Linked DNA regions of Homo sapiens: region 2 is linked to region 1. A link is a contact called in ENCODE Hi-C or POLR2A ChIA-PET data. All regions are on one chromosome and are shown on one strand. Each heading gives the region's core, a stretch centred on a gene start or an enhancer-like site at or near the end of the contact. The rest is flanking DNA. Distances are from core to core; before and after follow the strand shown. Region 1 holds the start of ATAD1 (ATPase family AAA domain containing 1). Region 2 overlaps PTEN (phosphatase and tensin homolog).

Region 1 (2,700 bases), core at 132-2,631:
GAGGATTTTGGGGGAGATATTTAGGTTATGCATGTAAAGCACATAGAAGCTTATTGCCCCACCCCAGCAGACATTAACTAGGTATTATCTTCACCACATTATTACAAGTTTGTAACTAGTAACATTCGTTAACAATCAGGCTGCAAAATTGTTATTATTATTGAGACAGGGGCTTGCTCTGTCGCCCAGGCTGGAGTGGAGTGGCTTGATCACTGCAGCCGTGATCTCCCACGCTCAAGCGATTCTCCCACCTCAGCCTCCCAAGTAGCTGGGACTACAGACATGCGCCACCAAATCCAGCTAATTTTTAGGTGGTTTTTTTTTTTTTTTTTTTTTTTTTTTTGTAGAGACGATTTCTCATTATGTTGTCCAGGCTGGTCTCGAATTCCTGACCTCAAGTGATCCTCTCGCTTCGGCCTCCCAAAGTGTTGGGATTACAGGCGTAAGCCACCGCGCTGGCCAAGCTGCAGAATTCTTTAGCCATCAAAGATGATGCCTCAAGTAGAAAGGCACAAGCTGCCTTCCTGAGGAACACAGGGAGAACTCTCATTACATCATAGTCTCACCGACTCTGTCTGAAGGAAGTGATGCTTCTCGTATCTCAGGAGTGTCTAATGTCATCTGGCCCACCGGCAGTTTGTGTATTCAGGAGGCTCTGGCTTTCAGGTTTGCTCCCTTGGGACCTCTTGTGTCACGTCGCTCGTTCTGGAAAGGAAAAGGGGTGAAAGAAAAAGGGAAATCACCAAAATGCAAAATCTGTTACCAGATGCCCTATTCCGTCCTAACTACCGAGTCTGGTGGCGTGGGCTGCTAAATCTTTTCGCGGAAAGATTGTCAGGCGCCACCCCGAGGTGTTTGTCAGCACAGAGATGGGGGAGAAGGGTGAGCTCACCCGAGAATTGAAAGGCAGGTGGTGAGGGATGAGGGGTGAGGAGTGGAGGGTGGCCATAAGCTTCTGCGTTTTGGCTAAAGTACAGACACAAAGCCGCGGCGTGAGGGTTTGCACAGAGTGGTGGGAAGGAGAGAATGTATTTGCTGGGTACGCAGAGCATTTCTGCACTCTCAAGAAGGCTGCCCGATTTGTCAGGGTTGCGCCCCGAGCCCGCGAGAAGGGCAGGGACTTTTTGTGATAAGCGCCTTCCCAAAGGTAGTGTCTGTTAAACGCAGAGCCTTAGCGAGTGCTGCTCGCAGACACGCCGGCTTCGCAGAAAGTCTCAGTCTAGCAGGTAGCTTAAGCAGACATCAGGTGCGCGAATTTGCTCTCCCTCACTGTTTCTAAGCCTGGGAGCACGCCCCCTCCGCGCCGGCGACCGCGGGTCGCGCATGCTCCGTGGGAGGGAGTGCGCCGCGCCTCCCGCCGGAAGCGTTCTCTCCCAGGTTGCGTTTCCTTCCTGTGTGAGGCCGGCTGAGGGCACTTGCTCTTGCTGTTTCTGCCCCTGGGTGAGTAGCTGGTTCCCGTGGGGCCTCATGGGATGGTTGTCGTATCCTTCTGAGGTCCTTTAAGGACCGTCTCGGACCTGGGAACCCCCGGAGGAAAGGTCACCCCGGTCTTCTCCCACGCCCTACCTCAGTGCCGCCCCCAAGCGCCCCGCAGCCCTTAGTATCTAGAGGATTAACCTCCAAGGGCGTCCCGGGCCTCGCCTTGGCGTCCGGCCCGGCCTGGGCCCTTAGGGTCTGCTTAGCTCTTCCCCAAGACTCGTGCCATTCCCGAGGGAATCTTTGTCGGCATCCTGGTCACTGTGGGGGTTTGAGGTCGTCCCGGAAGACTTCAGAACCAGGCGAACCTAGACGAAGGCGGCTGGAATGAACCAGGTCTGATTGTCGCACAGGCGCGGCCACCACCTTGTGCAAAATCGAAGGTGGTTCTTCAGGGCCGGGCACGCTTTCACAAAAGATGGTGATGTTAATAATAACCTGCCCTCTTTGTGAAGATTGGCAGGCCTTCATTGTCATAGGCTGTATTCGTAGGGCCTTTATGCCTGCAAAACTGGGACTTTTGAGTTTGAGAAACGATTTGTGAAATACTGCAATGAATTAGGAGAGAAATACTACAGTGAATGCTATGCTATGAATGCTATACATGTCAATAAATTGCTCATAGATGAGGTAGTACGATTTCACGGTTTTCCACTCGGAAATGGAGAACTTAAAATGAAACGACCTGATACCATATTTGCCTAACAAATAACTCTAGGTTATAGTGTTTTAGGATGTTTCTTAGTTGCATACAGCACTATCATCGTATATGTACATATTTGTGTATTCATTTTGTTGAACCTAATGTTTATACAGGATTGAAATACGCTCCCTGCTGTTGTATGCGCATGCAGCTTTTATTGTATGTTCGCTGGTGATGGTATTGCTGCTGTAACAGCCTTACATTTTAGGTATATCAATACCAAATGAATGATACATGAGTGTACAATAAAGTATATATAGTTACAGTCTACAAAACAAGTTTCAGTTTCATTGAAGGATTTTGAAGTAATTTAAAAAGGTAGACTACTATTTTACAAGTGGCCTTAGTAGACCTAAGTCTTTATTACATTAAAAATTTCAGAATTGGGAAGGATATAAACGGGTTTTGTGTGTTGACCTTTTATGGGATTAAAAGTTGTTACTATCTTGATGACTGGGATGTGTTCATAACAGCCCTAATTTGTTCATGTAGTTCAATGAATATCCAGTAGATGACTTGGT
Region 2 (2,700 bases), core at 146-2,645, 98 kb before region 1:
ACAAACAAACTAAAAGAAAAATAAGTTGAAAATAGGGTCAGTATATACATACACACACACCAGAAAGTACATAAGACCAATACATCAAAAAGTCGCTAAACCTCACAATTAAAAAAACACGATCAAATAACAAGATACCATTTTTTGCCAACAAGCTATAAAAAGTTAAAGTTTGAAACTATTCAGTTTGCCAAAGTTAGTGGGGATAGAAGGAAGAAGCACTCTTAAACAGTGAGTATATAAAATACCATTTTTGAAGGCACTAGTTTAAACCATAGACGCAATGGACCTAGCAACTCCACTGCTAAGAATTTGCCTTAAAGATATACTTGGAAAAGACAACAAGATACATATGTGAACTGTTCTCAATGACAAAAAAAAAACTGGAAACAACTTATATATTCATCATAGGGGCCTATTAATGATAGCATGATCATAAAATGAAATAAAAGGTAGTTAATAAAAGAATCAGGTAGGTAGATGTCCACAACAATATGGAAGATTCCTCAGATATAAAATTTTTGAAAGGGGCCAAACAGTGGTAGTATGTTCCCATTTGCTTTTCTTAAAAAGTGGGTAAACAATGAAAACAATTTTCAAAAGAATATGTGAAACTTTAAATTACAGATATAGTTAGGAAGAGGGTAAAATAGGAGAAATTTGTAGGGGATATTTGTCATCTTCAGGCTGTTAGGCAACCAAAATACCATTTCAATTTGGAGATAATTTCAAGAGATTAGAAGCAGATACTTCTTTCCTCATCTTTCTCTTAACACATGTACAGGCCTGATACCAACTATTAATAGATCTTTTTGCCGTGGATACCGAATCCTAGTGAGGACAAGGTACAGGAGAGTCAGAGATTATTCCTAGAGATCACCAGAGGAGGTGAGTTAATGAGCAGAGTCACCAGTTTCGAGGCATAGTGGCAGCAGCTATTACACCAAGTGTCCAAGCAGCAAAGTCCTAAGCAGATTGCTCCTGTTGAAACCTTGGGGCCATGTCTTGCTTCCCTTAGCTTCCACCTATCTTCCAAGTCTTGTTGTCAAACTATGACCTACCTAATACTTTTTTAAAAATTCCTTTCTGATTAGGTAAATCAGAGTCACTTTCTATCATTTGCAACCAAGAATTCTGGTTTCTTTTACAGCATTTTCCCATAATTTTGTTTTTAGTGAGGGCTGGTGAAACCATGCTCTTTTGTGAGCTCCCTTTAATATTTGAACTTTATGATTTCTTACCTACCACTGTGAACAACTGTGAGACTTGCAGGAGAATAAACAATCTATTTAAAAGAAAGTATTACAACAGTTTAAAAAGGGGATGAGGTTATGTTCTCTCAAAGAACTTGACTATAACTTAGGGAAACATTCACCATGGCTGCCCCTCCCACTTCCTTCTCTTTCCTCCCAAGGATTTCATGCCCACAGTTGGCTGATTGCCTTATAAGTCTGACACAATGGAAAGGCGGAAAAAAAGCAAGAAAACAGCACTTTCCAAAGGGAAATGGGAAAATTTGCCTATAGATACTTGGAAAGTAGAGACTAAAAAAGTAGATAAACAAAAGCAGAGAGGTAATACTCCCAAAACTTGGATAATCTAGACTACAAATCTTTCTAATATAAACATACCTTACTTCCAATAATTTCAATATATAAACATCTAAACCCATTAATGACTCACAGATTTGAGAACACAGTCTTTTTTTTTTTGTACTTTGTGTGTAAATTATACTTCAATAAGCCTAACTTTTTAAAAAGCTTCACATGCTGCAAAATATCCCTTATGGGCAGACCTCTTACCTGGGCAAGGAAAGAGAGCAGAAAAAAGAAACAAGCACAAGAATGTGGGGCTACTTAAGGGAGTGTAGTAGTGGGGCACTGACAGCACAGACCTCGGTATGTCTTTGTGAAGTCTGGCGGTCTTGGGGATTAAGAACTGGCAGCTCTGATTGTTAGTCTGGAGCAGCTTCTACCTCCCTGGGAGGCCACTGTGCTCTCTATCCCACCCCTGAGGGATTAGGGAAGGAAAAGCATAGCAGGCTTGCCCAGGGCCTGACTACGACCCAGGTAGGTGGGGACACTAGGTACCTGCCCCAGCAGAGATGGCTTTCAGGTATACAGGTTGCTGCGCCTTCTGAAACTCACAGGGCAGCACTCAGACCATGCAGGCCCAAAGCCCTGATGCCTCCTGCAGGTTACACTTCCCGACACTTGCAAAAGGCTAGCACGAGAAGCACCCATAAGCAGGGTGAGAAAATCTGTCTTCATTTTTTAAATTCTTTACTTTCTTCACAGTTCCTATGAAACAGATCTAAATAAGCTTCAAGAATACGTTTTAAAATTATTTTTGACAAAATAATAAACATATACCTTTCAAATGATAAAATAAAAAAAGTTTGGAATAAAAAATTTGTCTAAGAGCTGGGTGCAGTGGCTCACACCTGTAATCCTAGCACTTTGGGAGGCTGAGGCGGGTTGATCACCTGAGGTCAGGAGTTCGAGACTAGCCTGGCCAACATGGTGAAACCCTGTCTCTACTAAAAATACAAAAAATTAGCCAGGCATGGTGGTGCACGCCTGTAATTCCAGCTACTTGGGAAGCTGAGGCAGGAGAATTGCCTGAACCCGGGAGGCAGAGGTTGCAGTGAGCCGAGGTCATGCTACTGTACTCCAGCCTGGGCGGGCAACAGAGTAAGAC

What was found. Hi-C counts contacts between places; a loop is a spot of excess contacts on that map. ChIA-PET counts read pairs that join two places held with the same protein, here RNA polymerase II (POLR2A). Pooled maps may share reads with other maps.
Region 2: a loop to region 1 is called in a pooled map, with 5 times the contacts of the local background. The contact joins the enhancer-like site here to the promoter of ATAD1 in region 1. A Hi-C loop is called at or near these places in 2 of 37 single-sample maps with no recorded cell type and 6 of 50 pooled maps. POLR2A ChIA-PET finds 5 or more read pairs at or near these places in 3 of 52 experiments (AG04450, H1 and activated naive CD4-positive, alpha-beta T cell).

The regions. Positions count from the first base shown.
Region 1 is chr10:87,816,907-87,819,606 of GRCh38, reverse strand. ATAD1 (ATPase family AAA domain containing 1) reads left to right here and starts at 1,381. Exons shown (of 10, transcript NM_001321967.2): 1 at 1,381-1,440. It also overlaps the pseudogene CFL1P1. RefSeq lists a silencer at 1,234-1,283.
Region 2 is chr10:87,914,914-87,917,613 of GRCh38, reverse strand. The region is part of intron 2 of PTEN (phosphatase and tensin homolog); the gene reads right to left. Among named protein-coding and RNA genes, the nearest start is that of PTEN, 53 kb to the right of the region's middle. Within about 2 kb of position 1,395, at least 3 of the 41 ENCODE cell types and tissues checked have a DNase peak (open chromatin) inside an H3K27ac peak, as active enhancers do.